2 separate regions of the Homo sapiens genome follow, and region 2 is linked to region 1. A link is a loop called in an ENCODE intact Hi-C map of the cell type or tissue named here. Cell type or tissue: HCT116. All regions are shown on one strand.

Region 1 (8,000 bases):
CTATCCTTTACACTATTTCAGGGAAGGATTTGTATTGAATTCTGTGGTTTCAACTGTGCCAAGCAGCAATTGATAATCTTTCATCCGCAGCAGCTGTAACAATGATGGGAGCAGCAGGCATGATACCCCTGCACAGATGAGAAAACTCATCCTCAGTGTGAACTTATGTCACCCCAAAGATGCCCAGCAAATATACCATTTATTGTCTGAGGTGGAAATCACCCTCCATGAGAGAGAAGGCCAAAGCTCCCCTGTAATCGATGATGACTAAGCCCTGCAAAGCCGAGAATGGCAGGCTGGGGATTAGAACTCATGTCTTTGGCTCATGTCCACTCTCTGTGCAGCGCCCTGCCCTCACCCCCCTCCCCCGAGAACGAACACCACCCCTGGGCAACCCAGGTGTCCCCACTCTGACACAGTAAAAGCTGGACCGTCATCTGGTCCAGGTAGCCTCGTCCTGGGGGAGGCCTTTCTCCATTTGGACATTTTCCTGTGTATTTAGGGAGAGTGACAAACTGCAGACCAACTTATCAGGTTAATTATGCTTTTAAAAACATCGCAGACGAGGAGCAAAGTGATGGGGAGGCTAAATGAGGAACTCGGTGGTGGCTGAGTCTGGCATTCTTTGCCCTTCTTTGGGTCTGCAGGTGGGAGTTTCTGCCCTTTCCTGGGCCTCTCCTTTCTGGACAACCCGAGAGACAGATCACCTTAAAACACAGCCTTCATCCTGTACCTGCCCTAAGCCTTCAGTGGCTCCCCATCTTCTACCTTCTCACCTACAAACATCCTGTCCCACATACACTGGGTGATTCCCGCACGAGAGGAAGAACTGCTTCAGTGGTCCCGGCTGAGCCAGAAGGACCACTGCTCTTCCTCATCTCCCACCCTTCCTCACCTCCCTCCCATCCTCCCCATACTCCACCCCAATCCCTGCCCTGAGTCAATTGCTCACAGCCAAGTTCCAAACACTAACTGCACTCTGACCGGGAAGGGCAGAGAACTGCAGGGGAAATGATCCATGGATTAGCACAGCATTTGCTTCTCCAAGCTGTGGCCACCCTCTGGGCTCATTTTCTGCTTCTAAACAACTCTATACCACAGAATCTCAACTACCACCATGACGGGTCTTCAACATGCTGCCCTTGATTTAAAAGACAACCGCAACAACTGTAAAACTGTCTCCCTTATCCCTGTAAAATTTGCTCTTGCTGCTTTTGTGTATTCCAACCAACTGCGATGTGGACCGTCACCGATCAACAAGGGATAAAGGGAATCTAGATGCATCTAGATTCCAGGCACTGTGCTAGGTGCCAGGCAAACACATGTGAATGAAACACAGTCCTTCAACTTCTATGAGCTCAGCAGAATGTGTGAATGGGAGGCTCCGGTGACTACAGTAATAGGCTCTGTGCCAAGTGGCAAAGGAACCACATGGAGACTCGCGGCTGGGTTTGGGAGCAGAAGAGTGGGCAAACCGTAAAGGAGGGTGAATTTAAGATTTTAAAAAAGCCATAGTCCAAATTCTAAAATAGTAAAAGCTGAAAAATAGGCATATTCTATGACCCAGCAAATCTACTCCTGAGTATATATTCAACAGAAATATGGGCACCAAGAAGAACATGCAGGAATATTCATGACAACACTATTCATAAGATCCCAAATGAGAAACCGCCCAAATGTCCATCAACAGGGAAATGGATAAGTAGGTTGTGGAATATTCTTACAATGGAATGAATGATCTATAACTACACACAATGTGGGTGAACCTCAAATACGTAATTCGAGCAAAACACAGACACAGAAGATTATATTCTATATAATTCTATGTATATGAAATACAAAACCAGGCAAAACTAATCTATGGCATGGGACTCAGAAAAGTGGTCAGCATAGGGGAGGGAATTGTGGCGTGAAGAGGCCATGAGGAGCTTGGAGTGTGCTGTCATGCTCAGTTTCCTAATCTAGGTGCAGGTTACAATGGTGTATTTGGTTTGTAAAAATACATAATGCTGGGCCGGGTGTGGTGGCTCATGCCTGTAATCCCAGCACTTTGGGAGGCCGAGGCGGGTGGATCACGAGATCAGGAGATCCAGACCATCCTGGCTAACACGGTGAAACCCCATCTCTACTAAAAATACAAAAAATTGGCCGAGTGTGGTAGCCCATGCCTGTGGTCTCAGCTACTCGGGAGGCTGAGGCAGGAGAATCGCTTGAACCTGGAAGCCGGGGGTTGCAGTGAGCCGAGATGGCGCCACCGCACTCCAGCCTGGGTGACAGAGTGAGACTCCATCTAAAAAAAAAAAAAAACCATAATGCTGGACATTGCAAATATGTGCACCTTTGTGTGGATCTCAGACTTGAATAAAAAGAAAAAATTAAGTATGTCTATTGTCTTAGTCCATTCAGGTTGCTATAATAAAATATCATAAACTGGGTGGCTTATAAACACCACACATTTATTTCTCACTGTTCTGGAGGCTGGCAAGTCCAAGATCAAGGTGCCAGCAGATTGGGTGTCTGGTGAGAACCCACTTTGTGGTTCATAGATGGCCATCTTTCACTGTGTGCCCACATGGCAGAAGGGACAAGGGAGTACTCTCAGGCCTCTATTATAAGGGCACTAATCCCAATCATAAGGGCTTCACCCATATGACCTAATCACCTCCCAAAGATCCACCTCCATTACCATTACCTCGGGGGTGAGAATTTCAACATATGAGTTGTTGAGGGACACAAGCATTCAGACTGTAACAGCTGTTTAGGTAGCTACACAGCTAAATAAGTATTATTTTCCAAATCACATTTCAGCGATTTCTCTACCATTAGGCCATGGGCCAGCAATGGAACCTGGCTTATCCTTCTTGTGTTCTTCTTTTCCTGGCACAAATATGGTTGGTAATCTTGCCAAACAGTAATCTCCCTGGTATAGTTAATTTGGCCTGCTAGGTTATATCCAAACGATCACTGTATTCACCTATAAATGCTCTCAAACTGGTCCAAGGTCTAATCAAAGCTGGAAATTGATCAAATAATGACCCATTCATGCATTCTAGAATTCAGCCATTCCCTGTTGCGTTTTTAGAAACTGGCATAATTTTCTATTATTTACGCGATCTAGAGAACTATGTCATAGACCCCTGCATCATAGAACACCCAGATCTGTGGTCTCCATCTCATTCTTCCTGCTTTCTCAAAGATGATCTACACACAGTTCTATTTCCCAGACTATATAATATAATCCACTTTATGTAACATAGTGTAATTCACTTGGCCCTGGTCTCTCAGTTCTTTTGAAGAAATGAATGTTCTCACACTAATTCCTTGGTCTGTTTGTCGATCTTTACAGGCAGGGAGGGAGGATGCGAGGCAGCATTGGGTCGGCTCCACATTCTCCACATCTGCTTATTGTTTTCTTGCCTTGTTTGCAGCTTCCAGAGCTCCTCCCTGCTTCTGTAGCAATTTCAGTCTTCCCCATTCCTCTGTGCCTTTGTAAACAGCCTTTTGTTCACTAACAAGAGGAATCTGCTGCCACGTCAGCTCTAAACCAACCTCCCACCATTCTCTGGGTAAAGTCCTGCTTAGAAAGGGAATAGGAAGAAGAGGGGTGGAGGGGGTTGGAGATGATTGTGTCTAGTGGGAACAGGCAGGGGGATAGTGCACAGAGTTCACAATGGGACAACGAGCCTGCCGAGGCTGCACTGCCGGCCTGGCTGGGTGACCTTGAGCCTATCTGGGCCTGTGAGCTCACCATGCAAAGGAGCTGGACCACAGAATTCTGAGTCCTTTCTAGCTCTAAACACTGTGGCCCTAAGTATCTATATGTGAAACAAAATTGTCCTGACATTTGTCTCTGGGTACTGAACTATTAGGAGATTTTGATTTTTTCATCTCCATTTTGCAAACAGTCTGTACTAAGATTACACTACTGTGTTTCTGTTTTGTGTGTATTCAGAAGCACAAAAAGTCTGTGGTTCTAGAAAGGAAATAGAAAAGTTCTTAAAAAAAAAAAAGTGGGGAAGTGAAACAAATGTTAAAGTCAGAGGAGAAAGAAAGGCCCAACCGGAGGCCCCAAATCCACCCAGAGCCCAGAAGCCCGGGTTTCCCACCGACCGGCTGCGGTCTTTGTCAGCTCTCTGGCGCTATCTGCTGTCCTTCTCGATAACAACCGTTTAATTTGGTTTGCAAAATTGCTCTGACGCAAATCCACCGTGAACACTGACGGGGTCACATTCAGCATAAAAATCGCATTCTGTTTACAGGAAAATCTGGCCCCATACTTGCTCCCATATTCACTTTTGACTTTGCCTTGCAGTACTAACTGTAACAGGGACACCTGAGCAAGTCCCTTCTGTATAAGGCCCAAAATGGTCACCCAATACCAATGAGTCTCTTGCTTTGGAAAGCCCAGGAATGCACCTCCAGCCCCTTCTGCGCAGCGCTCGGACACCATGTAGAGGAGAAGGCACTCTGCAGAACTCGCCCTCAGCCCGCACCACCTGTCCAGGGGACTGGCTGCGTGTCAATGTGTCTCTGCTCCCGGGGTTCCCGCAGATCTTTAACTTATTGGCCTTTGGGCTAATTCAGTCCTTCAAGCATTCCTCGCCCAACATGCCAGGAAGTCTTCTCACGTGTCTTCCACCCCATACCTACCAGTTCTGTTTTCCCACTACCCGATGAAAGTGTAACCGCCCCCCGGCGCCCCCCCCCCCCACCACCACACACACACCCTGTTGGTCCCATCCTCAGGGCGTGGTGGTCCAGGTGAACGCTTGCCCTCTTTTTGAGCTGAACCTCCCCACAGAGGCTGTCAGCAAAGACTGCTTTGCTGTCCAAGGCCGGCCTTTAGGTACAGGACACTATGCATGTCCAGCGAGGCTTGTTGAAGCCACATCTGTCATAGATATTGATGGGAAAAGCATTTTCCTTCTAACACATCTCATTCCAATTCTAAAAGGCACCTCTGAAGCCTTGCTGAACTTCATCAAGATTTTCACGTGGTTTCCTTAGTAAAGTGTGATGAGAAGGTCCATCCTTCTCAGGATGAAGGAGTGGTCCAGGAAGCCCTGATTGGTCTGCCGGGGAGGGAAGGGCTGCCTTATTTGGAGACCTGCAGGAATGCCACCTCCCCCGGCAGCTCCTATATAGCTGGGCGGACCTGGCTGCCAAGAGGGTGTGCTGGGGGACTGTGCAGCTCGAGGCTCCAGAGGCACACTCCAGAGAGAGCCAAGGTACGTGGGGGGCCACTTCTGTGGTCAGGACTGCTGGTTTCTTATCAAGGCTCGATCCCAGATTGAAAATCATGCAATGATTTCTTTACTCCCACACCTGGGGATGGGTCCCAAGTTCAGGGTAGACTTGCGAGGATACCCAGTCATCACTGGGCTTGCCTTTCTCTAAGTTGGTGCTATAATAAAATGCTACTTTAGGGTTTGTGGGTTGGGATTTTGTTTTGCCTTTAAGCTTCTGCCTATGAAAACTAATCTCTTTCTCAAGAATGCTGTGCTTTTATTTTTTTTATTTGACTCACCTGAAATGATCTATTATGCCATTAATCTTATTTAAGATTTCTCCTTAAAAAAGGAATGATGTGGAGTATGGCCCTATTTAGGAGACTAATGAATATTTGCTTCATGCTTGGATCTCTTTGGAGAAAGTCAGTCTGAGTTCACTGTGCTCAGGAGGCAGAGAGAGTGGGGTGAGGGGGTCCAGATGCTCATAGCCACCCTGGGACAAAGACGAGGCGATGTCTACAAGCAAGGAAAGGTCAGTGAGGCCTCTTTGCAGGCTTCTAGAGATGACTGGATGTGCTTCTAGAGATCACTTCAGCTGTGTTTTGCCTTTTTTTTTTAATATAAGGAGCAATGTGGCATCAGAGTTGAACATTTTATCAGAGGAACATTAGCCACTTTTAGGGAAGCTGCAGCAGGGTGGTGGAGGGTGTGTGAGGGGCGAAACAAGCTCCCTGTCAGCCTCCTCCAGCTCTGGGGCCCCATGGCCTCACAGTAAGTCTTTGCCTAGGAGACAGCTTAGGCAAGCTCCGGTATGGGAACTCCTTCCATTTCCCTAATCCACACAGGCAAAGACCCAGGTGCTAGAATGCCCTGACAGTCGGCCTTGGGAAGTGGATTTCCTTGATGGCTATTGTAGATTCAGGAGCCGAATGTGACAGGCAACCTTAAGGTGTGGGGTGAGGGGCTTTTCCATGACATCAGTGGCAGCCCTTCGGATGTCCCAGGGCCACCTTGACCCGGGACCCTCCTGGTGTTCCCCCAGGCCCTCCTGTCTTCCCTTTCATCTCGTTTTCTCCGAAATTCCTCAAGGGCCCTGCCCTTTGCCCTTTGCCCAGCTCAGGGGGCATCATACCCAGTGAGTGAAAAGCACAGTGTGTGAGCACTGTCTTCTCCTGAAACCCAGATGGGCAGTGGGGCATGGCTAGTGGACACATGCAGTGCAGCATTAGACAGAGCCCAGTGCAGGTCTGCCACCTCCCCGCTGTGCAGCCTTGGGCAAATTACTTAACTTCTCTGAATCCCAGGACAACATTTATAACATGGGGATAATAATGTACCTACTCTATGTGAGAATTAAGTTAGGCAATGTCAGAGAAGAGCTTAACACGGTGGCAGGCATGAAGAAAGTATGCAATAAAAAGCCAGTAGGATAAGCAGATGGTCACACTGTCCCCCAGGGGTGAGATTGGAAAGGATGCCTGGAGCACACTTGACCCCTGGACATAGGGGAGGCAGGGGTCCCTTTGCTACGTTTCCATCTTTCCCTTCCTTCCTCCTCCTCTCTCTCTCATTACTGCAAAGCCCTTTAGGATCAGCAGCCAGTGAATTCCTCAGAATGGATGGCAGAATGCCCCCAAGACAGTGCCAGCTCAGAGCAATAAAGAACAAAGAGGGGAGATTGAAAGTACAATCTAAAGTCGGCACAGTGGCTCGTGCCTGTAATCTCAGCACTTTGGGAGGCTGAGGTGGGAGGATCACTTGAGCCTGGGCAACATAGTGAGACCCCGTTTCTACAACATGTATTTAAAAATTAGCTGGGTGTGGTAGTGTGTGCCTGTAGTCCCAGCTACTCCGGAGGCTGAGGCAAGAGGATTGCTTGAGCCCAGGAGTTCAGGGCTGCAATGAGCTATGATCATGCCACTGCACTCCAGCCTGGGCAACAGAGTGAGATCCTGTCTCTAAAATATGTGTGTGTGTGTGTGTGTGTGTGTGTGTGTGTGTGTATGTGTGTGTGTCTGTACATATACGTATATATATATGTGTGTATATATACATATATGTGTGTATATATGTATATATGTGTGTGTATATACGTGTATATATACATATATATGTGTATATATATACGTGTATACACACACACACACACACACACATATAGTCCATGCCCACCAGCATTTGATTCCAACTCTTCTATTGTATTTTCCTCCCAGGGATTTCTTGATTTGAAAGACTTGGGAGTATCAAAGAAAACCTACATGTATTAAGTCACCACTCCTTTATTTTCCCATGCGTATTCAAAGCCACTATAATTGCCCTTTGCCATTCTTACCTGTCTCGGAAACCGGGACCAGAGCCCTGAGTGAATGTAATCCTAGCAATAGCAAAGGAGCTCGGTGTTTGAGTTAACCCTGCACAACCCAAACATGGGGAAACAATTATGCTTTTGAGACCACATAAATAGCACAAGGATGCGATTCCTTCCTTAAAATCTCCTGCACTTGGGAGGGGGCAGGGGAGCCCAGGCAGGCCTGGTGGGGAGCTGACCCACCGCCGTTTCTCTGGCAGGTTCTGACGCGATGAGGAAGCACCTGAGCTGGTGGTGGCTGGCCACTGTCTGCATGCTGCTCTTCAGCCACCTCTCTGCGGTCCAGACGAGGGGCATCAAGCACAGAATCAAGTGGAACCGGAAGGCCCTGCCCAGCACTGCCCAGATCACTGAGGCCCAGGTGGCTGAGAACCGCCCGGGAGCCTTCATCAAGCAAGGCC
Region 2 (8,000 bases), 110 kb before region 1:
GACTCTGCACCGCTCACTCTAAAAGAATAGGGCTTGTGTAGTCTGGAGCCTTCTATCTTATCCTGGGTAACCTCCCTCTGACTTTCTCAACATCCTCAGCCCCTGAAGATACAGCAGCTAGGACAGAGTCAGTCTCGAGGCCTGGAGGCGAGAACCCAATGTCTTTGTTATCGGGCCCTCTCGTTCTTCCAGGTAAACATCCCTGAGCGAGGGAGGTCTGAGGACAGGGCGCTCCTTGGGCACCCCTTTAAAAAGCAACATACATTATGATTACTTCACCCTGCAAGGCCAAATTCCCCAGGGCCACCACCAGTGTTCATTGTTGCCCTGTTGCTCTTTCTGTCCACACCAGTGGTACGAGGAGACCCTATCTCAACTCTCACTCCCTGAGATAAATGTGAAATGGACAACTTATCTGTGTCTCCCTCCCTCGCTTGCTGCCCCTTCTGGGAACAGGACCCCACTGAGGACAATCGATTCACTTGGCTGGTTGGCAAATTGCAAGAACCCCTCTGCCTATGCCACTGATGCACAATGTCTAGGGCTGGCACAATGCAAACTCCTCCAAGAGCCAGTTCTGTCCCTCCAGGCACACAGATACTATCCATCACAGAGCTGGCGGCCTCAAGAATGGCCATGGGGAGCCACTGAATGTTTTGAGCAGGGGTGTGACATGAGCCAGTTGGGAGTAGTGGTTATGTGCAGGCATTTTGGTGTTGGGCTGCCTGGATTCAGATACCAGAACTGCCACCTATTAGCTGTGGAATCTAGGACAAGTGACCATGCCTCTCTGAGCCTCAGTTTCCCACCTGCAAAATGGGGATAACAACAGTACCTACCTCCTAGGGTTGTTGTGAGGACTGAGTGGGTAAGGCCCTTGCAATAGGGCCTGCCATTTCATGTTAGGTAAGAGTTAGCTTTTATGAATTCAATCTGAGCTCCAGCTCATGGAAAGTTACTTGACATCGCTATGTGAGTTAGGAAAACAGGCTCTAAAACCAAAGGCCCTTGCAGTGATGGAAATAAGCGGTACCCACGCCTGACATAGCCAAATGGAGGTGGGATGGAGGGGAAGAAAGACATTTGAGCCACTGAGAGGCGGAAGGGAAGGACCAGTGAGGTGTGTGAACTGGGTGGGGGTGGGGAGGGAAAGGTGACCCAAGGGAAAGAGAGGCCTTGAGTCTAGGTGAGCAGGAGGAGAGTGATGCTGGCTAGGAAAGCAGGGTCTTGGGGCAAGGCAGGAGAGAGGAGGTGAGGGGCTATCTTCGGACCTACAAGGCTCACGAAGGAAGAGGTGATCATCAGAAAGCTGTAAATATGGGGATGCGTTTGGAGCTCAAGCAATAAATGGAGGCTGAAGGTTGAGCTTTGAGGGGAGGTCATTCAGGCAGCAGTGCAAAGCTCCAAGATCCATGAGATTTCCAAAGGGAAGAGGACTGCAAGTGGAGAGAAGAGGGGAGGGGAGTAGAGGGAGGAAAAGAGGAGAAGAAACTGGACAGGAGGAGTGGGGAGAGGAAAGGAGGCCAAACAGCCTCCAGGGTGGTAATGAACACCACAGCTATGGTGTCATACCTGAGTTTGAGCCCCGCTCTGTCACTAACTAGCTGTGTGACCTTGGGTAGATTGCTGAATCTCTCTGAGCCTTAATTTCTTAATCTGTAAATTGGGCATAATGATAGAAACTCCCATACAGGGCAATGATGAGAATTAAATAAGATTGTGTGTGTAAAGCCCTGATTTCAATGCCTGGCACCAGGGCAGAGCCCAGGGAATGGCAGCTAGGGTCATTAGGATTCTTATGAAATCCAAGTTAAATGAACAGAAGAAGGAAGAGGGGTTAGAGAAAAGGCAACAGAGTGGAGCTGCTTTTAAAGAGCCAGGAGAGCATGGTGGAGTGGGAGGAAAGGCAGGGAGATGTTTAGGAAAGCAGGAGAGGCCAGCAGGTGCCTGGCACCAATCAGTACAGAGGCTAGAACTTAGTGCTTTGGGTTTGGCAACTAACATGTCTCTCGTAACTTTTGAAAAAGCAGTGTGATTTTCAAAAATAAAGAGTAAGTGGGGCCAGGCGTGGTGGCTCATGCCTGTAATCCCAGCACTTTGGGAGGCCGAGGTGGGTGGATTACTTGAGGTCAGGAGTTTAGGAGTTCGAGACCAGCCTGGCCAACAGGGTGAAACCCCGTCTCTTTAAAAATACAAAAATTAGCCGATCGTGGTGGCGGGTGCCTGTAGTCCCAGCTACTCGGAGGCCGAGGCAGGAAAATCACTTGAACCCGGGAGGCGGAGGTTGCAGTGAGCCAAGATCACGCCACTGTACTCCAGCCTGGGTGACAGAGCGAGACTCCGGCTAACAAAAATAAATAAATAAATAAATAAATAAATAAATAAATAAATAAATAAATAATAAGTGGGAAAGACCATTGGAAGGTACGTTAGGGTGTCTTCTGGGGAAGGGCTGGGAGTAGGCAAGTTTGAATGCCAGGCCAGAGAGTCTGGATTTTATATTTAGACAATTATGTAACTTTAGAGGTATTTGAGTGGGTGTCAGCCTGGTGCTAGTTTGGGATGATGTATCTGGGTGGGGCAGAGGGAGAGAAGGACCCACGCATCACACCTGCCCAGGTCAAAATTAGAATGTGATTGACAAGGACCTAAAATTCCCATGTTGAGATTTTAACCACTCGATTTCTCCAGGGATTCAGCGATTCAGGTTGACTGAAGTTTAACAGCAAAGCAAGCACTAGGCAGAACAGTATCATGCAAAGCCCCTAACTCTGGCATGGGGAGGGATGGGGGACAGATAAAGGAGAGAGGTTGGGAGGGAGATATTGCAGGATGGAGCCAGGCCCAGGCAAGGTGGAAGTTGCAGCTGCTCAGATTTTTTACGATTGCTCATACCGTTCACCCGCAGCTCCCAAATCCGGAAGACTCTTCAGGGACATATAAATAGTAACTGTTATTTGAGAACCCGCAGAGCCTCACCTGTTCTAGCAACTGCCGGAGGCTTATTTCACTTAGCATAATGTCCTCTAGCCACAGTGCAACCTGTAAATATATACAGCTATTATTTGTCAATTAAAAACCACCACCACCACCACCACTGGGGGGCACTTGCTGAGTGTTTTATCTCAGAAGGTGACCTCGCTCTCCCCAGGTCTTGTCATGATACCGTAACTAATCACACAACGACAATGAGAGCCAAAAAGGATGATATAGAGGACACACACATGACCAGTCCACTTCCTTAAAAGTACCTGGGGTCTTGTGATCCGGCCACCTGGACAGAGAACACAACAGTCAGGGGCTTGTTGAGAAACAATTGTGGTTTTGCTTAATTATGACCGAGGAACTGAAGCCAGTCTTCTATTTATGATTGGCAAGGTGGTCTCAATGCATCTGTCCTGCTTAAGAAAGTAACCCCCGCTTTCCAAATCTTTCCAACTTCTTCAAATTCAAAAGTCTGAGGGAGGCTCAGACTGCGTGGGGGTGGGGGTGTTGTTCAAGATGTGGCTTGTGGGATTAATTTTTGGCAGGAAGATCACAGTGTTGAATACAATGAAACTCTGTCCTGAGAACAGGCCTCTCAGGGAGCCGTTGCTGCTCTCGGACTGGCAGGGCCTGAGGAATTCATTACAGGGGATGAAAGATCTACTCAGAGCCAAGATTTATTCCTGCCTGGAGACCCTGGAGTCACTGCATTTCCAAAAAAAAAGGGCTCATTTCATTAGACTCCAAGAAAGTGGATTTTGGGCTTCTAAGAGAAGGAACTATCGTGTTCTTTTAAAATTTTTGTTTGGATCATTGCAGACTAACTAGATGTTTTCCATTTGAAACGACCCCCTTTGTATGTCTCTGCCACAGGACCACAGGGTAACAGATGTGATTTCCGTGAAATGCACCTACCATGGGTCCTGGAACACAGTAGGTGCTCATTAAATACTTTCTTCCATCTGCCCCAGGTGGTCCTAAAATTTTCTGAGTCAGATCCAAGTTCTGTGTAAATGCTTACATCAAAGTGGGGTCTGTGGTCTTGAATTCCTCCCTCCAAGTTAGAACCCAAAAAGTGCCCTGATTCTGTAGCAACTTTAAGAATCTCTGTGATTTATTTGAGTGAATCTTTTAACTGAAATAGTAATAAATTGTGACAGGCCTTCACCTGTTAGCAGAGAGTGACCCTGAAATGCCACCTAGCTTTCAGGAGAAACAGTTTCTAAAGTGAGGATTCAAAGCAAAAATACTTGTGGAAAAAAATGTAACGGATGAAATACATGTACATTCTCCTGTTTTTGATGGTGGTTAGGGGACACATTTTTCCTGCCCTACTTCTTCATTTGAAGTTACTTTCCAAAGTAACTTTCATAACTTAATTACATCTTCAGTGACCCTGTTTCCAAATAAGGTCACATTTGGAGGTACTACAGTTAGGACCTCATGGTTTCTTTGTGGAAGCCAAAATCAGTCCATGTAAATCAGCTTTAATAAATGAGATAGCTGCCTTATGCCACAACCCCACACTGAGCAATGTCATTTGGGTAAATATTTCATCCCAACCATTTGTAATGTAAGGGTTGCTGTTTGCCCAGCCAACAGAAGGGAGTATCTGACCTTAGTCCATCATTGTTACGGGGAGATGCTTGTTGCCATGTGGCCCACTCAAGGGCAGGCAGTTGAAACCAAGCATCCAGGTGCTTCCAGACCAGTCTCTACACCTCCTAGACTTTGCTCTCAGTTCTCTGTCCCATTATGGGAATGTGTGCCTAGAAAACGGGTTGTCCTGACTTTGAGTTTGTGATGCATCTTGTATGTCTGTTTGTCTCTCCCATGTTTAAGCATACCAGGTCACTAGTTCCCAATTGTACTAATTTCCTAAAGCTACTGTAACAAAGTACCACAAACTATTTTGTTGCTTAAAACAACATAGAGTTACTCCCTTACAGCTCTGGAGGCTAGAAGTCTGAAATCAAGGTGCCGGCAGGGTTGATCTTTCTCAGGACTCTGGGAGAATTTGCTCCACACTTCTGGTAACAACCAGCAATCCTTGGAGTTCCTTGGCTTACAGATACACCATTCCAATTTCGGCCTTGCAGGGGCCTAGGGAAAATGTCCCCTTTGCCCTCTGAAGGTTCACTGAAAATCAACTGACAGAAGGCAGATTCATTAGGAGAAAAGACAAACAAACTTATTTGGTCATAGTTTGTATCACCCAGGAGCCTTCAAAATGAAGACCCAAAGATATAGGGAAACTGGCCATTTTTATGCTTAGGTTCAACAAACTACGGGCAGCTATGTAGAAATATAAGGGGACAAAGAGGATAAGATCTAATGTTAATAGGCTGAGTGGGGAAACCCATGAAGGCTGTCTGTTAGATTCCTCTTGGCCTCTCTGTAGAGCGTTCCTTCTGTATTAGTCTGTTCTCACACTACTAATAAAGACATACCCAAGACTGTGTATTTTTGTAAAGGAAAGAGGTTTAATTGACTCAAAGTTCAGCAGGGCTGGGGAGGCCTCAGGAAACTTACAATCATTGTGGAAGAGGAAGCAAACATGTCCTTCTTCATGTGGCAGCAGCAAGGAGAAGTGCAGAGCGAAGGAGGGGAAAGCCCCTTCTAAAACGTTCAGATCTCATGAGAACTCACTCACTATCACAAGAACAGCATGGAGGTAACTGCCCCCATGATTAAATTACCTTCCACCAGGTCTCTCCATGATATATGGGGATTATGGGAACTACAATTCAAGATGAGATTTGGGTGGGGACACAGCCAAACCATAATACTTTCTTTCTGTGTGTGGGGCAGGACTATCTCTGGAACGGGGGCCTTATAAGCTCTTATCAGATGAGATAAGTCAAATAATTAATGTCTTTATGGCCAGTTTTTATACCAAATGGCAGAGAGGGAGAGGGAAAGTTAGACTATTTTTAGGTTTTATGGCTGGCTTGGGGGAAAGGGGGCTCTGGTTTCTATGGCCCACCTTGGGGAAGAGGCTGTTGCTGAGGCTTTCATTTTGGGGTGTCCAGTTCTCATTTCTACCAGCAATCTTACCACATGGCCATCTTCCCTCTGTGTCTGTGTCCAAATTGTTCTCTTTTTGGAAGAACACCAATCACATTGAACTAGGGGCCCACCCATCCTACTCCAGTGTGAACTCATTATAACTTAATTACATCTTCAATGACCCTATTTACAAATAACACTACATTTTGAGATACTAGATTTAGGACTTCAACACATCTTTTGTAATGGACACAATTCAATCTATAACACCAACCAGAGGTTTTCTTACTGTTTTCCTCTACATTTTGAAACATTTTGCTTACCAAGCAAAATACATTAGTGAATATTTGTTTTCCTGTTTTGTTTTTTTTTTAAATCAGTCACCCAAATGGGCTTTCTGTTCCAGAAGAAGATGGCACTGAGTCACTTTTCTCTGTTGTTACCCTCTAAATACAACTACATACCCCGCTAATTAGTCAATGGACCATGATACAAGGACTCTGAAAGCCGAGAGAAGGAAGGCAGACTGGCTGGGAGCTTCAAGACTTGAGAGGTCTGGTGAGTCCCCTAGGTTTCCTTTTTATCTCCCACGTACCTTCAGGCTGGGCACCCGATGGGCCTGCAACTTGGAACCACCAACAGGAATAGACAAAATAATCCAAGAGAAGCCTGCTTTGTCCAGCCAAACGAAAGGGAAAGCCCAGCAGAGCCTGAGTTGGGATCCTGAATCCTCCTTCCACAACCAGAGTCCCTGCAGCCCGTCTGATCCACCAGCTGGGCTGGCATCAGCCGAGCTCTGTGTCTCCCTGTTCTCTGTTGAGATTCCACAGTGTGCTTCCACCCCCAGAGAGCACCAGCAAAGGCTGAGTGTGAACCCCAGCAATACCAGGAGAACAAAGAGGAAAAACAAAACAAAACCAGAATAGAATTCAAAGGGCTCAGAAAACTAAACTGTCATTGATACAAATGCCCACAAAAGTCGACCAGATCCTATGAATCAAACCTAAACAAGGTGAAGCCTCATTGAAACAGAAGACTTAGGATCAAGAATCTCCAGCTGGGCATGGTGGCACATGCCTATAGTCCCGGGACTTTGTGAGGCCGAGGTGGGTGGATCACCTGAGGTCAGGAGTTCGAGACCAGCCTGGGCAACATGGTGAAACCCCGTCTCTACTAAAAATACAAAATTAGCCGAGCATGGTGGCACCTGCCTGTAGTCTCAGCTATCTGGGAGGTTGAGTCAGGAGAATTGCTTGAACCCGGGAGGCGGAGGTTGCAGTGAGCTGAGATTATGCCATTGCACTCAAGCCTGGGCAACAAGAGCAAAAAACCCTGTCTCAAAACATAAAAAAATTTAAAACAACAAAAAACAAAAAAGAGTCTCCTGACAGAAGAATCAAAATGTCCAGGATGCAGTAAAAAACTGCACCATATCCAGAACTCAGAATGTTTTTCCTACTCTCTACTCTCACACACTCCTCAACACAATGCTTCTGACACTAGATGTGTGAGGGTTTCTCCTCACACACAAAGCAAGCAATTCTCCACTGGACACCAGCTGGATGTCCCCTAATTTAATTCAATTCTGACACTTTCTACTTGGAGATAGCATCAGATCCCACAGGTTGGTAACTCTACCAGGTTCGTTGCCCGATGCACTGAGACACAGGGTTGCAGCAGAGAAAGAGGTTTAATCATAAGGCAGCCAAATGAGGGGGAGGAAACCTCAAATCCACCGCCCAGAGGAGTTTGGGGCCAGAGGTTTTTAGGGGTTTGGAGTGGGCTGAGGTCTGGGGAATCACTGATTGGTCGAAGGGTGCAGGGTAAAGCCAGGAGACAGGGAGATGAAGAAACTGTATTCTCAAGCTGATCTGGTTCCCTGTTGTGGGGGGTCTTCAAACTGGTGGGTGTCAGCCGTTGCTGCTGGAATTCAGGATCTGAAAAACATCTTAAGCAATTCATAAAAGCCTTATGATTCTAACATCAGAAGTTCCGTCTATAGGAAC

Evidence for each region. A loop is a pair of places that touch in the nucleus more often than their neighbours do. Peaks named below come from ENCODE experiments on the same cell type or tissue, not always from the same donor. Only the 100,000 strongest peaks of a DNase experiment are listed, where the experiment ranks them.
Region 2: a loop joins it to region 1, with 10 times the contacts of the local background. A loop is called at or near these places in 109 of 110 quality-filtered maps.

Annotation. Positions count from the first base shown.
Region 1 is chr20:4,716,742-4,724,741 of GRCh38, forward strand. PRND (prion like protein doppel) reads left to right here and starts at 5,168. Exons shown (of 2, transcript NM_012409.4): 1 at 5,168-5,228; 2 at 7,800-8,000. The coding sequence starts at 7,811. RefSeq lists an enhancer at 3,871-4,090. In HCT116, a CTCF peak has its summit at 4,141; a DNase peak (open chromatin) is centred at 4,150.
Region 2 is chr20:4,610,902-4,618,901 of GRCh38, forward strand. No RefSeq gene overlaps it. Among named protein-coding and RNA genes, the nearest start is that of PRNP, 72 kb to the right of the region's middle. In HCT116, a CTCF peak has its summit at 3,095 (motif pointing right); a DNase peak (open chromatin) is centred at 3,120; H3K4me3 peaks cover 605 bases.